Regions from separate parts of the Homo sapiens genome. Here region 2 is linked to region 1. A link is a loop called in an ENCODE intact Hi-C map of the cell type or tissue named here. Cell type or tissue: OCI-LY7. All regions are shown on one strand. Each heading gives the region's core, and the rest is flanking DNA. Links, peaks and the distances in the headings are about the cores only.

Evidence for each region. A loop is a pair of places that touch in the nucleus more often than their neighbours do. Peaks named below come from ENCODE experiments on the same cell type or tissue, not always from the same donor. Only the 100,000 strongest peaks of a DNase experiment are listed, where the experiment ranks them.
Region 2: it touches region 1 in a loop (2.5-fold over the local background); 2 of 110 quality-filtered maps call a loop at or near these places.

What each region holds. Positions count from the first base shown.
Region 1 is chr7:65,220,761-65,231,537 of GRCh38, reverse strand. The region is part of intron 1 of LOC124901661 (a long non-coding RNA gene); the gene reads left to right. It also overlaps the pseudogene INTS4P1. Among named protein-coding and RNA genes, the nearest start is that of ZNF92, 150 kb to the left of the region's middle. RefSeq lists an enhancer at 231-794. In OCI-LY7, for the core only: no CTCF peak of the experiment used is centred there; no DNase peak of the experiment used is centred there.
Region 2 is chr7:65,264,742-65,275,518 of GRCh38, reverse strand. LOC105375334 (a long non-coding RNA gene) reads right to left here and starts at 6,145. Exons shown (of 6, transcript XR_927613.3): 1 at 5,981-6,145. RefSeq lists an enhancer at 5,835-6,422. In OCI-LY7, for the core only: no CTCF peak of the experiment used is centred there; a DNase peak (open chromatin) is centred at 6,198; H3K4me3 peaks cover 2,450 bases; H3K27ac peaks cover 325 bases.

The DNA of each region.
Region 1 (10,777 bases), core at 2,094-10,093:
AACAAGGAGGTGAGAGAAGAAAAATATCTCAGAACAGTCTCAGGTCTGTGAGGGCTGCAAAATTTATCAAGCACACAGAAATGAAAGTATGGGACTTCAGTCTCACCCCACACCTGTGCCCAGGGACAATTGCTTTAAAAAGTTTCATTTTGGACTAGCTGTCTCACCCATTATTTCTCTTTCTGGGAATTTGTAAAACAAAGAAAAACATGTAGCCAATCAATAGCTTATGAATTCAATGTAAATTATTGGTAAACAACTTAGAAACTGCCTTGTTGTTTTTTTCAAAAATACCCACTTTTAACAGTTGTTAATTGAAATGTATATTCAGGTCAACTTAAATCTATTCTCCTTGTGGCCACCCTCAATATTTTACTTTGAAGACATTATTTTCAAATTAGATTCTGACCTTTTTGATTATTTTAGGCTCCCTGGGGCCTGGCCTGGAACACCCTCCTAGGTGTAAATAGCCCAGCCATCAGCCACCTTCTTAGCAGAGGAGATGAATCAACAGCAGGTCAAAGACACATGCAGTGAGTAGCTCTCTGGGACCTGAGTGCTAATTACAAGGAGAGTCACACAGGTATTCCTGAATGCTTGGACAGCCTGACCTTTCCTGAACCAACTCCTACACCAGCTTTTTCAAGCACACCTTGACCTCTTGTTGGTCAGTCCTCTGGGGTAAAAACTGATCTTCAGGGTTGTCTCCAACAGGAGAGAAACATCAGGTTATTAAAACCTCAGGAATGGCTGGTCATGGTGGCTCACGCCTGTAATCCCAGCACTTTGGGAGGCCGAGGCGGGTGGATCACCTGAACCAGGTTGGGAGTTCGAGACCAGCCTGACCAACATGGAGAAACTCAGTCTCTACTAAAAATACAAAAATTAGTTGGGCGTGGTGGTGGGCACCTGTAATTCCAGCTACTCAGGAGGCTGAGGCAGGGAAAAGTGCTTGAGCCCAGGAGTGGGAGTTTGCAGTTAGCCAAGATCACACCACTGCACTCCAGCCTGGGTGACAGAGTAAGATTCCATCTGAAGAAAAAAAAATACAAAAATTAGACGGATGTGGTGGCACATGCTTGTAATCCCAACTACTCAGGAGGCTGAGTCATGAGAATCTCTTGAACCCTGGAGGCAGAGGCTGCATTGAGCTGAGATACCACCACTGCACTCCACCCTGGGTGACAGAATGAGACTCTGTCTAAAAAAAACTTACATTAAAGAAAAATCAACTCAAGATGGATTGAAGACTTAAATCTAATATGTGAAACTATACAAATTTTAGAAGATAATATAGAAAAAACTCTTCTAGACATTGGCTTAGGCAAAGAGTTTATGACCAAGTTCCCAAAACCAAATGCAACAAAAACAAAGATAAATAAATGTGACTTAATTAAACTAAAAAGCACAGCAAAAGAAATAATCTGAAGATTAAACAGACAACCCACAGAGAGGGAAAAAAATATTCACGAACTATCCATCCAACAAAGGACTAATACCCAGAATCTGCAAGAAACTCAAACAAATCAGCAAGAAAAAAACAAATAATCACATTAAAAAGTGGGCTAAGTACATAAATAGACAATTCTCAAAAGAAGATATACAAATGGCCAAAAAATGTATGAAAAAATGCTCAACATTACTAATTATCAGGGAAATACAAATCAAAACAATGTGGGCCGGGCGTGGTGGCTCACGCCTGTAATCCCAGCACTTTGGGAAGCCCAGGCGGGTGGATCACGAGGTCAGGAGATGGAGACCATCCTAGCTCACACGGTGAAACCCCATCTCTACTAAAATTACCAAAGAATAGCCGAGTGTGGTGGCAGGCGCTTGTAGTCCCAGCTACTCGGGAGGCTAAGGCAGGAGAATCGCTTGAACCTGGGAGGCGGAGGTAGCAGTGAGCTGAGATTGCACTGCTGCACTCTAGACTCGGGTACAGAGCGAGACTCTGTCTCAAAAAACAAAACAAACAAATAACAAAAAACAAAAAACAGAAAAAACACACAATGTGATACCACCTTACTCCTGAAAGAATGGCTATGATTAAAAAATCAGGCTGGGTGTAGTGGCTCACGCCTGTAATCCCAGCACTTTGGGAGGCTGAGGTGGGCAGATCATCTGAGGCCAGGAGTTTGAGACTAGTCTGGCCAGCATGGTGAAATCCCATCTCTACTAAAAATGCAAAAATAGCCAGGCGACGTGGCGTGCACCTGTAGTCCCAGCTACTTGGGAGGCTGAGGCAGGAGAATTGCTTGAACCTGGGAGGAAGAGGTTGCAGCGAGCCAAGATTTTGCCACTGGACTCCAGCCTGGGTGACAGAGTGAGACTCCTTCTCAATATACATAAATATAAATAATATATATAATATAAATATAATAAATATATATTTATTATAATATAATTATGTAATATACATAACATAATATATAATATACATAATAAAAATATAATATATGTAATAAATATATATTATACATAATAAATATGTATAATATATATTATATATAATATATATATTACATTATCTATAATATATATCATATAATATATACCATATATAATATATAATATATCACACAATATATCATAATATATAATATATATCATATAATATATAATCATATATAATATATATCATAATATATAATCATATATAATATATCATATAATATATATCATATATATAATATATAACATATATAATAAATACATAACATTAATATATATTATATAATAAATATATATCATATAATAAATACATAATATATTATATATTAAATATATAATATATTAAATATATAATATATAATAAATATATATTATATAAGAAATATATAATATACAATAAATATATAACATATAATATATAATATGTTAATTATAATATATAATACATAATATATAACATATATAATACATAATATATATTACATAATATATAATACATAATATATATTATATATAATACACATAACATATATTAATTATATATTATATATGTTATATAAATATATATTATATATTATATGTTATATATATTTATTATATATTATATTACATATTATATAAATATATATTATATATACTTATATATAATAAATATATAATATATAATAAATATATATTATATAATATATATATTATATAATATATAGTATATATATTTTACATATATAATATATATAATAATATATTATATATAATAATAAGATATAATTATATATATCTTATATAATATATATATAATATATAATAACTATATATAATATATTATATAATAAATATATATAAAATATAATATATAATATATAAGATTATATATGAAAATATATATTCATATTTATAAATATATAATAAATTACATAATAAATTTATTATATATTTATAAATATATAATAAATTATATAATAATTATATATTTATAAATATGATAAATTACATAAATATTTTATATAAATTTATAAAACATAATTTATATATAAATATATAATATATGTAATAAATATATATTATATAATAAGTATATAATATATATAATATATATTTATATAATATAATATATAACATATATAATAAATATATTATATAATATATAATAAATATATTATATATTATATATAATATATCTTATATAATATATATTATTTATATAATAAATATATAATATATAACATATACTATATAACATGTTTATAATAAATATGTAATATATAATATATAATATATAGTTATATGATATATAATATAATATATAATATACTTATATAATATATAAACATTATATTATATATTATATAATATATATCATATATTATATAATATATAAATATAATGTATATATTATATAAATATAATGTATATTATATAATATATAATATATAGTTATATGATATATAATATATAATATACTTATATAATATATACATTATATTATATATTTATATAATATATATAATATATATTATATAATATATAATATAATGTATATATTATATAAATATAATGTATATTATATAATATACAATATATAATGTATATTTATATAATATATAATGTACATTTATATAATATATAATGTATACTTATATAATATATAATGTATATTTATATAATTGTATAATATATAATATATAATGTATAATTACATAAATATTTATATAATAATATAATATAAATATATAATATAAATATAATATATATTATAATATATATAAAATTTATATATTATATATATTATGTATTATAATATATATTTATATATTATATGTTAATATATAATATATATTTATATATTATATATTAATATATAATATATATTATATATTAATATATAATATATATTTATATATTATATAAATATGTAATATATATAAATTACATATTTATATAATATATAAATATGTAATATATAATATATAAATATATAATTTATGTAATATATAAATATATAATTTATGTAATATATAAATATACATTTATATATTATATATAAATGTATATTTATATAATATATAAATATAATATATATAATATATAGTTACATAATATACAAATATAATATATATAGTTACATAATATACAAATATAATATATGATATATAGTTACGTAATATATAAATATATGATATATAGTTATGTAATATGTAAATATATGATAGTTATATAATATATAATATATATGATATATATTAATATAATATATAAATATAATATATATGATATATATTAATACATATAAATATAATATATATGATATATATTAATACATATAAATATAATATATATGATATGTATTTATATATTAATATATATGATATGTATTTATATAATATATAAATATATATGTATTTATATAATATATAAATATACAATATGTATATAATATAGAAATACAATATACAATATGTATATACTATATAAATATAATATACAATATGTATATATTATAGAAATATATACAATATGTATTTATGTTATATAATATATATGTATTTATGTTATATAATATATATGTATTTGTTATATAAATGTAATATATATGTATTTATATGTTATATAAATATAATATATAATATGTATTTATGTTATATAAATATAATATATAATATGTATTTATATGTCATATAAATATAATATATATGTATTTATGTTATATAAATATAAGTATTTATATAATATATAAATATAATATATATGTATTTATATAATAAATATAATATATAATATATAATATGTATTTATATAATATACAAATATAATATGTGAATATAATATATGAATATAATATATAAATATAATATATAAATATAATATATTTATATAATATATATAAAAATATATATTACATATTATATATATTTATATATAATTGAAAAAAAGTTGGTATAGATGTGATGAAAAGGAACACTTTTCCACTGCTGATGTGAATGTTAACTGGTGCAATAAATATGGAGAACAGCATGGCGATTCCTTAAAGAACTAAAAGTTGGACTACCATTTGATCCAGCAATCTCAGTACTGGGTATCTACACAGAGGAAAATAAGTCATTATATGAAAAAGACACTTGCACACGCATGTTTATAACAGCGCAATTTGCAATAGTAAAAATATGGAAACAGCCTAAATGCCCATCAACCGACTGGATAAAGAAAATAGGGTATATGTATATATACTATGGAATACTACCCAGCCATGAAAAGGAAGAAAACGATGGCACTCACAGCAATCTAGATAAAGTTGGAGATCATTATGCTAAGTGAAGTAACTCAGGAATGGAAAACCAAGCGTTGTATGTTCTCACTTTTTAGTGGGGGCTAAACTAGAGGATGTAAAGGCATAAGAATTATGTAACATAATGGACTCTGGAAACTTGGGGAAAGGGCGGGGGGTGGTGAGGGATAAAAGACTACACATTGGGTACAGCATACACTGCTGGGGAGATGATGCACCAAAATCTCACAAATCACCACAAAAGAACTTATTCATGTAACCAAACACCACCTCTTTTGAAATAATAATGATAAAAACAAAAAACACAAACAACTCCCTAAGTTTAAGTTTATATGTTTTGGCCAATTTTTTTTTTTTTTCCCAGAAAGGATCTCCCTCTGTCACCCAGGATGGAGTGTAGTAGCTTGATCATGGCTTGCTGCAGCCTCAGCCTTCCGGGCTCAGGCAATTCTCCTTCCTCAGCCTCCTGAATAGTTGGTATTACAGGTGCAGGCCACCATGCCCAAATAATTTTTGTATTATGTGTAGACATATGGTTTTGCCATGTTGCTCAGGCTGGTCTCATATTCCTGGATTTAAACAGTCTTTATGTCTTGGCTTTTTAAAGTGCTAGGATTGCAAGCATGAGCTACCATGCATGACTAGAATCTTATTTTTACATGATATAGAAAAGTTAAATATATTTAGATCTGTTAGTTAACAGAAAATTTGAGAAAATATTTTTATTAAAATACAAAATGGTTTTTATCTAAAAATAATGGTACAAAACATTCAAAATTACTTCCTGGAAATTTCACTAAAAATTTGGTTGCTCAGAGTTAATGTAATTAATATGTATATTTAAAACTACTAGATTTAAGGAATAACAATTTGGTATAGAGAGTGTATAAACAAAAACAAAGCATGCTTTCATGAAGAAAGTTAGAAACATTTTGTCTAGTTTGAAATTACTTAAAGGTTGTCTCAAATTGAAAAAATAAGATGAATGTAGATTAAAATATTAGAAGTTAAAAATATTATAAAATATGTACAGAAATCTAGAGTGGACAAAAATAATATATTTGATGGATTTATTTTTAAAGTTTCACCAAAATTAACTTTAGTATTGATAATATACTAATACAAAAGTAAAAGCTGATTTTCTTTTGAACAAAATTTTATGTATTATTATTAATATGACACAGTAATGTATTTTTGTTTACCTTTTGAATAAATTTTAAAAGAGAGGTAGAATTTTTCTCATACTGCCTTTTTTCAGATTTTTGATTGAAAAACTTAATCTCCTGCATCAAACAGTAAAATGTTTTGTTTTTAAAAATCTTTTAATCATCACTTTGGCTAAATGAATGACTATTATTTTACGGTGACCTGTGATCCTATTTTGGTCAAGTATTTTAACCCTCTGACATATTTGACAGTCTTTCTAAAATCAAATTTCAGCTTAAAAATTGTCTTTTTGTGGCCGGGCATGGTGGCTGACACCTGTAATCCCAGCACTTTGGAAGGCCGAGATGGGTGGATCTCCTGAGGTCAGGAGTTTGAGACCAGCCTGGGCAACATGGTAAAACCCCATCTCTACTAAAAATACAAAAAATTAGCTGGTCATGGTGACAAACACCTGTAATCCCAGCTACTCAGGAGGCTAGGGCAGGAAAATTACTTGAAACTAGGAGGCAGAGGTTGTAGTGACCCAAGATCACGCCACTGCACTCCAGCCTCGGCAACAAGAGTGAAATTGTTTAAAAAAGACTTTTTTTTTTTTTTTGACAAAGTCTTGCTCTGTTGCCCAGGCCGGAGTACAGTGGCCTGATCTCAGCTCACTGCAGCCTCCACCTCCTGGGTTCAAGAGATTCTCCTGCCTCAGCCTCCCAAGTAGTTGGGATTACAGACGTGTGCCACCATGACCGGCTAATTTTTGTACTTTTAGTAGAGATGGCGTTTCACCATGTTGGCCAGGCCAGTCTCGAACTTCTGACCTCGAGTGATCCGCTGGCCTCGGCCTCCCCAAGTACTGGGATTACAGGCATGAGCCACGATGCCCAACCTTAAAATTATTGGTTTTTGACCCCTAACTTTTAGATGCTACAGAGAGCCAATGCAACATCCAAGAGAGTGATAAACAGGATTATTTGATATGTTAAATTGCATGGGAAGCACGGTCAAATTAAAAATGATGTTTGGGTCAGGCGCGGTGGCTCACACCTGTAATCCTAGCACTTTGGGAGGCTGAGGCAGGTGGATCACAAGGTCAGGAGTTCGTGACCAGCCTGGCCAACATGATGAAACCCCGTCTCTATCAAAGATACAAAAAATTACCTGGACATGGTGGCACATGCCTGTAAATCCCAGCTACTTGGGAGGCTGAGCCAGGAGAATCACTTGAACCCAGGAGGTGGAGGTTGCAGTGAGCCGAGAGCATGCCATTGCACTCCAGCCTGGGCGATAGGGTGAGACTCGATCTCAAAAAAAAAAAAAATGATGTTTGACCTCCTTCAACTTATATTTTAATGAATATGTTATTAATATTTATTCCAAAATTTTATAGAATTTCTAAAAATCTAATATATATCTCTTTATATGCTATTAGTCATAATTATGTTTATTATGAACAAATATAGGCAACAGATATAATCAATTTTTTATTTGTTTTTTCATAACCATTTAAGTAATTTTCACAGTTAATGGTTTAATTCTTATTTAGTTTCTAAAAACCTCAAAAGCACACAAAATCCCAGAGTATTGTGTCTTTAGGAGGTTCATGAAAAGATGGAAAGTGACCAGACAAGTTGAGTCCTGTTTCTGATAATTTTAGGATCATATTGTTTGAACTGGGTAAGGATCATGAGCATTCCCATGAAAAGACGGATTCATAAAACTGTGAGCCCAGGCAAGACAAAAATTAATTGAATATCAGAAAAATACTCTGCCACATTTTTACGCTAAATCAGCAAGTACTGAAATTTTTTAAATGTGCTCTTTAAATAAACTCTGTGGTCCAAGTAAAATTACCTATGAGAACCACTCAGTTATCAGTGCTATGCACATAAATTGGAGAAAAAGTCCTGGTATGTAAGACGACATAATTTTTTTTTTTTGGTCTTTTTTTTTTTTGACACAGAGTCTCACGAGTCTCACTTTGTCACCAGGCTGGAGTGCAGTGGCATGATCTCAGGTCACTGCAACCCCCGCCTCCCAGGTTCAAGCGATTCTCCTGCCTCAGCCTCCCTAGTAGCTGGGACTACAGGCATGCGCTACCATGCCCAGCTAATTTTTGTGTTTAGTGTTCAGGAGAATCACTTGAACCCGGGAGGCAGAGGTTTGCAGTGAGCCAAGATCTTGCCACTGCACTCCAGCCTGGGCAACAGAGTGAGACTCCATCTCAAAAAAAAAAAAAAAAAAAAAAAAAAGAAAAGAAAAAAGAAACAGACTCCTTGGTTGAAATGAGTAGACCAATTATTTAGCTAATTATTTGATCTATTTAATTTTAGTTGGTTTGTTCATGGGGACCCTGGTTAAAAAGCATACTTCAAACTCTTGGTGTTATCCTCCTGATAGTCAAAATAGTAGTCTCCCTATTGCACTGTATTCTCTCAAAAGTTATAAATGTTTGCATGCAGTCATCTCTAGAATGTCAAATGGTCTCTCTTTAATGGGAATGATGAAAACTCAAAGATATATGCGACCATGAGGACACCATAACCTATAAATGACATGATAAGAACAAAAACCCAAAATAATGGAAACTGAGAGAGGCACTAAGGCCCTAAGTTTTGGTCACACTCTGACGTATGTGAAAACTTAACCAAAACGGGGGAATTTTTAAAAGAAATTATTGGAGGCTATTATTCTGGACTGAGCTTACGCACCAGGCCCAAACAGACAAAACCAAACCAAACCAAAATGGAGTCACTCATGCTAAATATGACATACTCAAACTAAAAATTTAAGAAAATAGGTAGATGCTAAAACAGGCCAGGTTTTGTTTTTATTCTGTAAGCAGCAAATTTTAACATAAAGAGGTCCCCTCTACTGTAATTCTTTAAAAAATTAATATCCTCAAGTTCTCATTTCCACTTTACAAAACTCACAGTTCTGCTATTTCACAGTGAGATTTGAGACTAAATAAGTATATCTTTGATGATGGCAGAATATAATGTATAAAGTTTTGGTCTGTCTCTCAAACTTGAGAAGATAACCAAAAGCGAGAAATTGTTAAATTAGTTATAGCCTGAAGCTGTCCCCTTTCATTTAATTTTGGTCAATAGTTTTTTTTTTCTTTTTGTACATAGTAAACTGAAACCTAACTGTAACGCATTCCTGTACTAACCACTGTGATTTTCCCACTAAAAGGATATCAAATCTTCAAACCGTGTTTAAATAAGGCGAATCCCAAGCTATAACCAATCTGGCTGTTTCTGTACCTCACTTTCATTTTCTGTGTGTCACTTTGCTTTTTCTGTTCATCAATATTTTCTTACCATGTGGCTGTGCTGGAGTTTCTCTGAGCCTACTCTGGCTCCACAGGCTGCCTGATTTGCAAATCATTCTTTGTTCAATTAAACTCTGTAACATTTAATTTCTCTAGAGTTTTTTTTTTAATTTTCAATTTTTTTCTATGATAAAAAATAAGTCATGTGTGGTTTTGGCTTTGATTTTCTCAACTCATCCTTTAGCTACTTTTTCCAAATTATTCTATGTCCTTTTCAAATGCTCCTGCAATTTCTTTCTTTTTCTGCTTCTTCTTCTTCTTCTTTTTTTTTTTTTTTTTTTTTTTTTGAGACAGGGTCTGACTCTATAACCCAGGCTACAGTGCAGTTGTGTAACCAATCATGGATTACTGCAGCCTTGACCTTCTAGGCTCAAGTAAAGTAATCCTCCTACCTCTGCTATCTGAGGAGCTGGAACTACAGGCATGCCTCATCATGCCTGGCTAATTTTTTAAAAAAAATTTTTATGGAGACAGGATCTTACTATGTTGCCCAGGCTGCACTTGAGCTCCTGAGTGCAAGTGATTCTCCCATCTCAGACTGCCAAAGTGCTAGG
Region 2 (10,777 bases), core at 1,754-9,753, 44 kb before region 1:
CAGTGACTCACGCCTGTAATCCCAGCACTCTGGGAGGCCAAGGTAGGCAGATCATGAGGTCAGGAGTTTGAGACCAGCCTGGCCAATATGGTGACACCCCGTCTCTACTAAAAATACAAAAATTAGCCGGGCGTGGCAGCTCACACCTGTAGTCCCAGCTACTCTGGAGGCTGAGGCAGGAGAATAGCTTGAACCAAGGAGGCAGAGGTTGCAGTGAGCTGAGATTGTGCCACTGCACTCCAGCCTACACAACAAAGCAAGACTCCATCTCAAAAAAAAAAAAAAAGAATTGATTAGGCCATAAGCACTCTGCCCTCATGAATGGATTGATGTCCTTATCACGGGAATTTATTAATTATAACAAGAGGGGGTCCATTATAAAAGGAAGCTCTCTCTCTCCCTCATACCTTTGGCTATGTTATCATGCAGCAATAAGGCCTTTAACAGATGTCAGTGTCATGCTCTTTGCCTTCCTGGCCTCCAGAATCATAAGCCAAATACTTATACTCTTTATAAATTACCTAGTCTGTGATATTCTGGTATAGCAGCACAAAATAGACTAAAACAGGATGAATAAATTTTTTTAAAGACAAATGATATGCTGCTTACAAGAGACTAGCATTTGCTATAAGGACAACCACAAGCTGTAAGTGAAAAGATGGAAAAGGATATTCCATGCAAGTAATAACCAAAGAAGTGTATTAGTAGTTATGCTTAAATTAGACAAAATAGACCTCCTGGCAACATCTACCACAAGAGTCAAATGAGTTCTCCATATAATAATAAAGAGGCTAATTTGTCAAGAGGATATTATGATTAAACATATATATGCTTGGCTGGGCGCGGTGGCTCATGCCTATAATTCCAGCACTTTGGGAGGCCAAGGTCAGGAGTTTGAGACCAGCCTGGCCAACACACAAAACCCTGTCTCTACTGAAAATACAAAAAATAGCCAGGCATGGCAGTGCACACCTGTAGTCCCAGCTACTCGGGAGGCGGAAGCAGGAGAATTGCTTGAACCCAGGAGACAGAGATTGCAATGAGCCAAGATCGCGACACTGCACTACATACAGTCTGGGTGACAGAGCAAGACTCTGTCTCAAAAAAAAAAAAGAATTTATATATTCTCACTGGAGCTTCTAAATATATAAAGCAAATATTGACAGAACTGTAGGGAGAAGTAGATAGGAATACAATAACAGAAAACTTTAATACCCTACTTGAAACAGACAGATTATTCAAACAGAAATCTTCAAAAAAAGAAGTGTGCTTGTATAACACTATAGACTAAATAGATGATATAAATATAACATTTCACCCAACAGTATAAGAATACACATTTATCTCAAAAATACATAAAATATTCTCCAGGAGAGATTATATATTAAACCAAAAATAAAAAACAAGCGTTTCAAATTTAAGAAGGTTAAAATTATGTCAAGTTTTTATTCTGACTATAATGGTATAAAACTGGAAACCAATAGCAAGAAGAAAATTGGAAAACTCACAAATATGTGGATATTAAACAACATGCTCCTAAACAACCAATGGGGTTCAAAGAAGAAGTCAAAAGGGAAAAAGGAAAGCACCCCAATACAAATAAAATTGAGCACACAAGGATCCAAAATTTCTGGGATACAACAAAAGCAGTTCTAAGAGAAGTTTATAATAATAAACTCCTACACTAATAAAAAAAGAAAGATTTAAGTAAACAACCTAACTTTAACTCCCAAAAAACTTGAACAAGACCAAAATAATTCCAACGTTAGCTTAATTATAAAAATATCAAGAATTAGAGAAAAAAGAAAGTAAACAGAGACTAGAAAGACAATAGAAATTTTTTTTTAATTGAGCTGAGTTTTTTAAAGAACCAAAATTGACAAACTTTTGGCTATATTAACCCAGGGAACAAAAAGAGAGAGGACTTAAAAAAATTATAAATAAAAAATTAAGTTATTTCAAAAGATCCCACAGAAATGCAAAAGATAATAAGAGACTACTATGAGCAATTATATGACAACAAATTTGATAACTCAAGAAATAATTATTAGAAACAAACCCACCAAGATTAAATTATAAAAAAAAAGAAATACCGAACAGATCAATAATGAGGAAGGAGATTGAAGCAGTAACCAAATACTTCCAATTTTGAAAAATCCCATGACCGGCCGGGCGTGGTGGCTCAAGCCTGTAATCCTAGCACTTTGGGAGGCCGAGGTGGGCGGATCACGAGGTCAGGAGTTGGAGACCATCCTGGCCAACATGGTGAAACCCTGTCTCTACTAAAAATACAAAAAAATTAGTAGGGCGTGGTGGCGGGTGCCTGTAGTCCCAGCTACTCAGGAGGCTGAGGCAGGAGAATGGCGTGAACCCGGAAGGCGGAGCTTGCAGTGAGTTGAGATGGTGCCACTGCGCTCCAGCCTGGGGGACAGAGCCAGACTGTCTCAAAAAAAAAAAAAAAAAAAAAAAATTCCGTGACCAAATGACTGCATGGGTGAATTGCATCACACATTTAAGGAAGAACTAATGTCAGTCCTTCTCAAACTCTTCCAAAAATTGAAGAGAAAAAACACTTCCAAATTCACTTGAGGCAGCCATTAGTACCCTCATACTGAAGCCAGATAAGGACACTACAAGAAAAGAAAATTATAAGCAAATATCCCTTTGAAGATACAGAAAAAATTCTCAACAAAATACTAGACACTGAATTCAACAACATATTAAAAGGATCATACACTATGATCAAGTAGGACTCATCCCCAGGATGCAAGAATGTTTCAACATACACAAATCATTAAAAATAATATACAATAACAAAATGAAGAATGAAAATTATATAATTATCTCAAAAAATTTATTAAAAGCATTCGACAAAATTTAATACACTTCTATGATAAAAACTCCCAACAATGTACATATAAAAGCATGCATTAAAACACAATAAAGACCATATACATTAAGGCCTCAGATCCCATTATACTCAAGAGTGAAATGCAACAAATTATTTCTCTAGTATCAGAAAGAAGACAAGGATATCAAATCTCACCACCTCTCTTCAACATAGTACTGAGGAATCAAGCTAGAGCAATCAGGTAAAAAGAAGAAAACAAAGGCATTCAAATAAAAAATAAAAAAGCACCACATTTTCTTTGTCCAGTCTATCGATAGGCATTTGGGTTGATTCCATGTCTTTGCTATTGTGAATAGTGCTGAAATGAACCTACACATGCATGTATCTTTATAATAGAATCATTTATATTCCTTTGGGTATATACCCAGTAATGGGATCACTGGGTCGAATGTTATTTCTGGTTCTAGATCTTTGAGGAATAGCTACACTCTCTTCCACAATGATTAAATTTATTTACATTCACACCAACAGTGTAAAAGCATTCCTATTTCTCCACAGCCTCACCAACATCTGTTGCTTCTTGACTTTTTAATAATCGCCATTCTGACTGGCATGAGATGTTATCTCATTGCAGTTTTGATGTGCATTTCACTAATAATCTCGATGTTGAGCTATTTTTTCACATGTGTGTTGGCCACATAAATGTCTTCTTTTGAAAAGTGTCTCTTCATGTTTTTTGCCCACTTTTTAATGAGGTTGTTTTTTTTCCTGTAGATTTGTTTAAGTTCCTGGTAGATTCTGGATACCAGACCTTTGTTAGATGGATAGATTGCAAAAATTTTCTCCCATTCTCTAGGTTGTTTGTTCACCCTGATGATAGTTTCTTTTGCTGTGCAGAAGCTCTTTAATTTAGTTAGATCCCATTTGTGAATTTTTGCTTTTGTTGCAATTGCTTTACACACTATGGAATACTATGCAGCCATAAAAAGGAACAAGATCATATTCTTTGCAGGAACATGGATGGAGCCGAAAGCCATTATCTTCAGCAAACTAATACACAGGAACAGAAAACCAAACACTGCATGTTCTCACTTATAATTGGGAGGTGAACAATAAGAACACATGTACACAGAAGGGGAACGACATACACTGGGGCCTGTTAGAGGGGTGGAGGGAGGGAGAGTTCCGATATAAATTGGGGGCTCCCATAACCTCCTTCTCAAGTTCAATAACTTGATACAACTACTCACAGAATTCAGCAAAACACTATACTTGCATTTACCAATTTATTATGAAAGGTACAAATCAACAAGAGCCAAATGAAAAAAAAGTACAAGGCAAGGAAAAGTGGTGGGAGAAGATGGGGTGGGTAGATAGCAGCTGTGATTAAAGAAATCCCCCATTCTTTGTGCTTTTCAAGAGCATCTCACTGCTAAGAAACACCCTTCCTGTTTTTGATATCCCAAAGCCAGAGACTCTCTAAATTCCCATTTATTTTTATTTTTTTGTCTCATAAACAATTAAATAAGTTTGTCTCTAGTGGACAGAACAAACTACTTGTTAACCAAACTTTTCTTAAGTTTCTTTCCTTCCCCAGGCCCCCAAACTTTGACCCAACCTTACAACCCCTCCTTATGTCCCTCTTAAGAACAGGCTGACTTCTAGGTAAAACACTCTCTGATCTAGGATCTGATTTCACCATGTTTTATCCCTTCCTCCCCCTCCCACATTTTTTTCTCACCTTCTAGTAGTTTGCTCCTCCTTATGAAAGAAAGCCCTTTTCTGACTAATCTTAGTTTAAAACTAATGCCCAGTGTTTAAAGAAAACAGCAAAATCACTCAAACACAGTGTTTATAGAATATTGTAAGGAAATAGTAAGGCACTTAAATTTTATACCTCAACAGGAAAAGCTGAAGTCTCTATCTCTTTCAGACATTAAGCATGCCACTTACATACTTTCATGATAAATAGTTTAATAAACAACCATATATGAACATTTCTAGAAGGTGCCAAGTTCTATCTCATAAAATTTAACATTAAACTTGGACATTTAGACAACAGAATACACAACAGAGTTATCTACTGTTACAAATTTTAGACCCTGCAAAAAAGGGGAGCTGATGTTTTGACAAATATATGCACTTCATCAATTAATCTTTCACATTTTCTTGGGGAAATGTGTTCACTTTCTATAGCCATAATGAAAAAGTGATTTTTCCTATTTCTTTTCCCTGGTAGCATTCCCAAACAAAGCCTTGGAATCCTGTTTGAAATCACCACCCAAAAAGAACGGACATAACAAACTTACTACACTCACTCTGAGGAAGATAAAGGTAAAGAAGCATTTTTAACAAATAAAATATATGACTAGATTTTTCTGAAATCCACCTTTCATGGTCTTTGACTTTTTAAAAAAATTTTCAGCTCTATTGACGAAACGTAATTTACAGTTATTGAAAAACTGAAGTGGAAACAAGTGAAAAAGTCTTTCCAAGGTGACAAACTCAGGGAGCGGCAGCGCTGATGGGAACACAAACATGTCTGACTCAACTGTCAAGTCAGACCATGGTATCCCTCAAAACATTCTCCCATCCCCATCCTGCCCATTAAATTACTCAAGGAGTGTCCTCCTTCCCAGGAGGCACTGTACAATGTCCTCCTGCTTGAACCTGGGAGGTGGAGGTTGTAGTGAGCCGAGATCGCGCCACTGCACTCCAGCCTGGGTGACAGCGAGACTTCATCTCAAAAAAAAATTTTTTTAACAGGAGACACTGGGGACCCCACTGGCCGCAGCTCCTCCCACGCACCCACCGAGTCGGGATTCTGCTCTAATGACCCTCTGTCATCCCTGAACAATCTGGGAGAGAGTCGGGGCTGCGGGTGCAGCGCTGCCCAGAGAGTTTCAGGCAGGTCGCGGCGCGGGAAGAGGACGGTGAGGGGTCAAAGTCCGCTGGCTCAGCTGCCGTCTTGCACCGCCCCCCACCCCACTCTCCGGGGGTACTGAGGGCCCAGCTGCGCCAACGGGGACTCAGGTCTGTGGACCCGGGAGCTGACCGTGGGGAGGCCGGTTCCGCTGGTTTCAACCAGCCCACTCTCCCCTCTTGGGATGCCCAACCCCGCGTACTCACCATTTCCTGGTTTCCAGGATGTCCTGGCATCTTAGCTATGCATTTCCCAGTACCTCCAGATCTCAGGGCAACAGAGGATGTGACAAAGTCACCTAGTGCTCCCGAGGGGCAACACGCGGGACAGTAGAGATGGATCTCAGGCTCCGGCCTGAGCCAGAGACAAAGGCCGCGCCAAACGCTGGAAGCCACGCCCTCCTCCCCAACTGCGTGCCTGATAGGACGGTTCCTACTCTGACAGATTGAATAAGGCTCCAGGACCCTCCCCCACACCCACCGTCCCCAGCATTAGTGCGCTTTATGGACAGGGAAACAGGATCCTGTAGGCGGAGTCACACGCCCCGGGTATCACAGCTAATTAAGAAGTGAGCTGAGCCTTGAAATGCACTTGCTTTTTCCCTTACCTGGGTCTGCTTGTATAATGCATCTTATTAGCTATTTAAAAGTAGAAAGTAGAACAATTGGACACCTTTTTAACAACTTTCTAATCATTTGGATAATGCAGGAAAGACCCTTATCCCATCCCTGAGCTCCTCTCTCAGCATGCTGTACCACACTGCTGACCACAACGTGGGATGGCTATTAGAAATGGAGGGGCAGCGGGGGCTGGGAACGGATAAGCAAGAATTATGTTGCCCAAATATGCTTTTTTTTTCTTTTTTTCTTTTTCTTTTTCTTTTTTTTTTTATTTGAGACAGAGTCTCACTGTTGCCCAGGCTGGAGTGCAGTGGCTTGATCTCAGCTCATTCCAACCTCCACCTCCCGGGTTCAAGCGATTCTCCTGCCTCAGCCTCCTGAGTAGCTGGGATTACAGGCGCCTGCCACTACCTCCAGCTAACTTTTTTGTATTTTTAGTAGAGACAGGGTTTTGCCATGTTGGCCAGGCTGGTTTTGAACTCCTGACTTCAAGTGATCCGCCTGTCTCAGCCTCCCAAAGTGCTGGGATTACAGGCGTGAGCCACCACGACCAGGCAATATGCTCATCTTAGAAAGACTAAGATATATTCACACACACACATATACACACACATATATATACACACACACCTATATATGTGGACAAGGCCAGAGGAAAGTATATTTAGTACAACACAACCATGAGGCTGCAAATCAAACTGGTGGAAGAGAGCATACGTGAGGCTTCAATGGCCAAGACACTGATGGCTATCCTTGGGTGTCACTTAAGACTTCAAGGTGAAGGACATCTTTTTTCCAGTTGGCACAGGGAAAATAACAGACATTAGAATTGGAATTTGTTGTTGTTGTTGTTTTTAGAATTTCTAAAACATGAAGGACTCTCTAAACACTCTAAAAGGCATTGAACTATATATGCGGCTGAGGACCTGCCTGCTCTTCAGAGGGATGGCTGAGCAGCAGCCACCAGCTGTAATGAGCCTTAAACTCCCCCTCTCATAGGGACAGGCCACCTCCACACAGTCCCTCTTACTTCACAGGCTCTGTCCCTCAGGTTCACCTGAGGGCAGGTACCCTCGAGGGTACCTTGACAAGGGCAGGTACCCAGCCAGTTAGATGTTTAGGGACCTCACAGGTCCAACATGCCCAGGGTTTAGCCCCACAGCCTAGCACCCCCTCCCCACCAGCCTTTTTCCTTTTGTCACCAATGACAGGTTCACCTGTGCCACACCCTCATGAGTCTAGTAACTGGAAGGTGGGTAAACCCCAACTGAGTGCCTGTGACTCCACCCTCTTACTTTCCACTCAAGTGGCATTATAAGAATAACCTTAAATTTGATCTAATTTATACATATTCCTCTCTTAGTAACATTTCTAACAACAGCACTCACAATCAAACCCAGTTTGATTGTGAGATTGGGTTACAGAACACACAGGTGAGGCTGGAGCAGCAGGTTTTAAAAACTTTATTCTAATGTGATATAAAGATGTGATGGTTTAAAAATAAGAAACACATATTTATCAGCTGTGGGGATGCTACACTTGCTAGCTTGCATCCATTCTTCTTGAAACAAGGTATCTGGACACACTATACCCATAAGTGGCTCTTTGCAATACCCCAGGCAGAAGCTCCAATCAGACACAGCTCTCTCAGGCTCACAGGGTGGCAACCTCCTCCTTCATGTGGGCTCTGAAGGGCAAGGGAAGGAGCACAGGCAGCAGGGGACAGGGAGCAGCCCGGGGCTGTTGGGATTCCCAATCACCGCAGAGCTAGTCTCTGTAAAGGTGCTGTGTGGCAATGACTAGGTAGAGAGCTGGGCTCCACAGAGAGGTGAAAACCACTCCTGTATCTTTAACTTTCCCCCAGGATCCATGATTCTGCCCTGGTTCCCCCAAAGCCCCTCACCCATCCTATCTCCACGGTGTGTTAGGCAGTTCGGATTAAAACGGGAGAAAAATACATTCAGATTGTAGCCTCCGAGTATTCCCATCTGGGGTGCAGGGAGCAGGGAGGCAAGTCAGGGCCTGTGGTTGTGCCTTTTGCTGTGCCTGAGGGCAGACAGGCCAGTGCTGGGCACATGGATGTCTGGGGGACCACCACCGCTGACTCCCTCCCCCTCACCCAGAGCTACACCCTGGCCAGGCCAATCACAATTAATAAAATCACTGCAGCTCTCATCCTGCCACAAAACTAAAGTGCACCCCAACCCCCAGGGATATCTGACTTCCCATCACAGGATACAGGAAGCCCTCCACCTTTTTTACCTAAAGCCTAGACTTTAAGCCAGGTTGGGCCTAGGGGCAGTGGCAGCAAAAGCAGCAGCCATAATGTCAAACATACAAATGACCTGAGAAATCTCATCTGCATGTCCTTCACTCAGAACTGACCTGGAGTTGTGTACAAGTTAAGAAGGGCAGATCACACACCATGGGCATGGACACATTCCACACTTGCTGGGGAAGATGAGATACCTGAGAGCCACCTGTTTCCCAGCTGCAAGCTGATCTCCACATAATACGATTCATGTGTCTTCATTTTAGGCCTCTGCATTGTGTATTCACTGAGCCAGTGCAAACGCATTTCGGGGGGGTCATCATTCAATGCAGCACCAGCCCCCACTTGTTCTGGGGGGCAGTCAGGAAGGATCTGGTCAGTTCCTGATCCCCCAGGACAAAGGTGCTGCCGCCTTTCCAGCACTAACATCCAGCAGCGCCATCTCAGGATAATTTTTTCACACAAGAGCAGCATGATGTAGCAAGCATGGTGTGACAGGCTCAGGGCCATGGACAGCTGGCTGCTGGCGAAGCAGCACAGGACAGGTGCGTCTGTGGTGGGCCATGACAAGCCAAGGCAGCCACAGCCCCTGTCTCCACACAGCCCCAGCCACAGATGGCATTCAGATCTTCCTGGATGGTATTGGGGTGCTTGAGGCCCATTACTAGCCTGCTCATTAGCACTGCCTTGTGTTGTTTACACAGGGCCTGGGAGAGGGAGTGGGGGTTGTAGATCCAGGATGGGCACGGCCTCACACCCAGAGTTCACCTGGTCGCAGGCCAGCAAGCAAGCCCAAGCAGCACGGCTCTAGACACTGAGCCTTGTCACCTCTGGCTGCACTTCCTATATATACTTTGCACAAAGGCAGCAAGAGAAGGTCAACATTAGCATTTGTGACATGGAAGTCTATGCCCCACTGAGAACTTCTAAAAATGTTCTTTTCTTTTTCTGTTTTCTTTTTTTTTTTCGTGAGACAGAGTTTCACTCTTCTTGCCCAGGCTGGAGTACAATGGCGTGATCTCGGCTCACCGCAACCTCTGCCGTCCAGGTTCAAGCAATTCTCCTGCCTCAGCCTCCGAGTAGCTGGGATTACAGGCATGTGCCACCATGCCCAGCTAATTTTTGTATTTTTTTTAGTAGAGACGGGGTTTCTCCATGTTGGTCAGGCTGGTCTCAAATTCCTGACCTGAGGTGATCTGCATGCCTCAGCCTCCCAAAATGCTGGGTTACAGGCATGAGCCACCACGCATGGCCAAAAATGTTGTTTCCTTAAGCCCTCTTCCTTCTAATAAAATCTATACAAATACATACAAGCTTGAAACTACTATAAATGAAATCTTAGGTTTTTTAAAACCCATAAATAAACAAACACCAAACAGAGACACTGATTGAGGAAAGAGTGGGAGCCTAAATTAGCTGATCCCCAAACAGCCTCACCAAGCCCCAGGCCAGGCAGTCTGAACACTATAAGGCCACGTGATGGTTACAGAGGATGACAGCTCCCATGAGTACTTGTCAGGCACTGTGCTAGCTTCTCATTCAGAGTCTCAGAATGCCTCCTTGCCAATACCGTGTGAGGTGAGGCCCTGCCTCAATGGAGCACAAGAGGTTCCTCAGCTCTCCCAAGGAAATGGTTATCAAAGGGTGGAGCTGGGGGATGCCAGACAGAACAAGTGTCTCCCCAGGGTCCCCCTAGACTCCCTCCGATCTTCCACATGGGCCCGGGGGGGAAGTGAACAGCCTCCTAACCCCCTCGATAAGGTTCCAGTCCTGTAGGCCTGGACGCTCTCATTTCCTGCTACCATGTGGGGTGACAATGCAACCCCAGACCCCTCATTTGCCATCCTTCAATCCCAGGCCAGGCCCAAAGGCCTTTGCTGATACAGCCCAGAGGGTGCTCGACACCCACCTTGGCACAGTCACTCATAATGTAGTGGGATGGTCAAGGAGGTGCACGTAGGTGCAAGTCCCCATGAGCGTGGCCTCAGGCATGTTCCACAGGCTCAGGACCTCACTGAGGAGCCCACAGCCCTCCTTCAGGAGGCCGCGAACACAGTCCCACGGAGCAGTGCTCAGATGGGCAGACAGGCCCGCCAGCACTGAGGACCCCA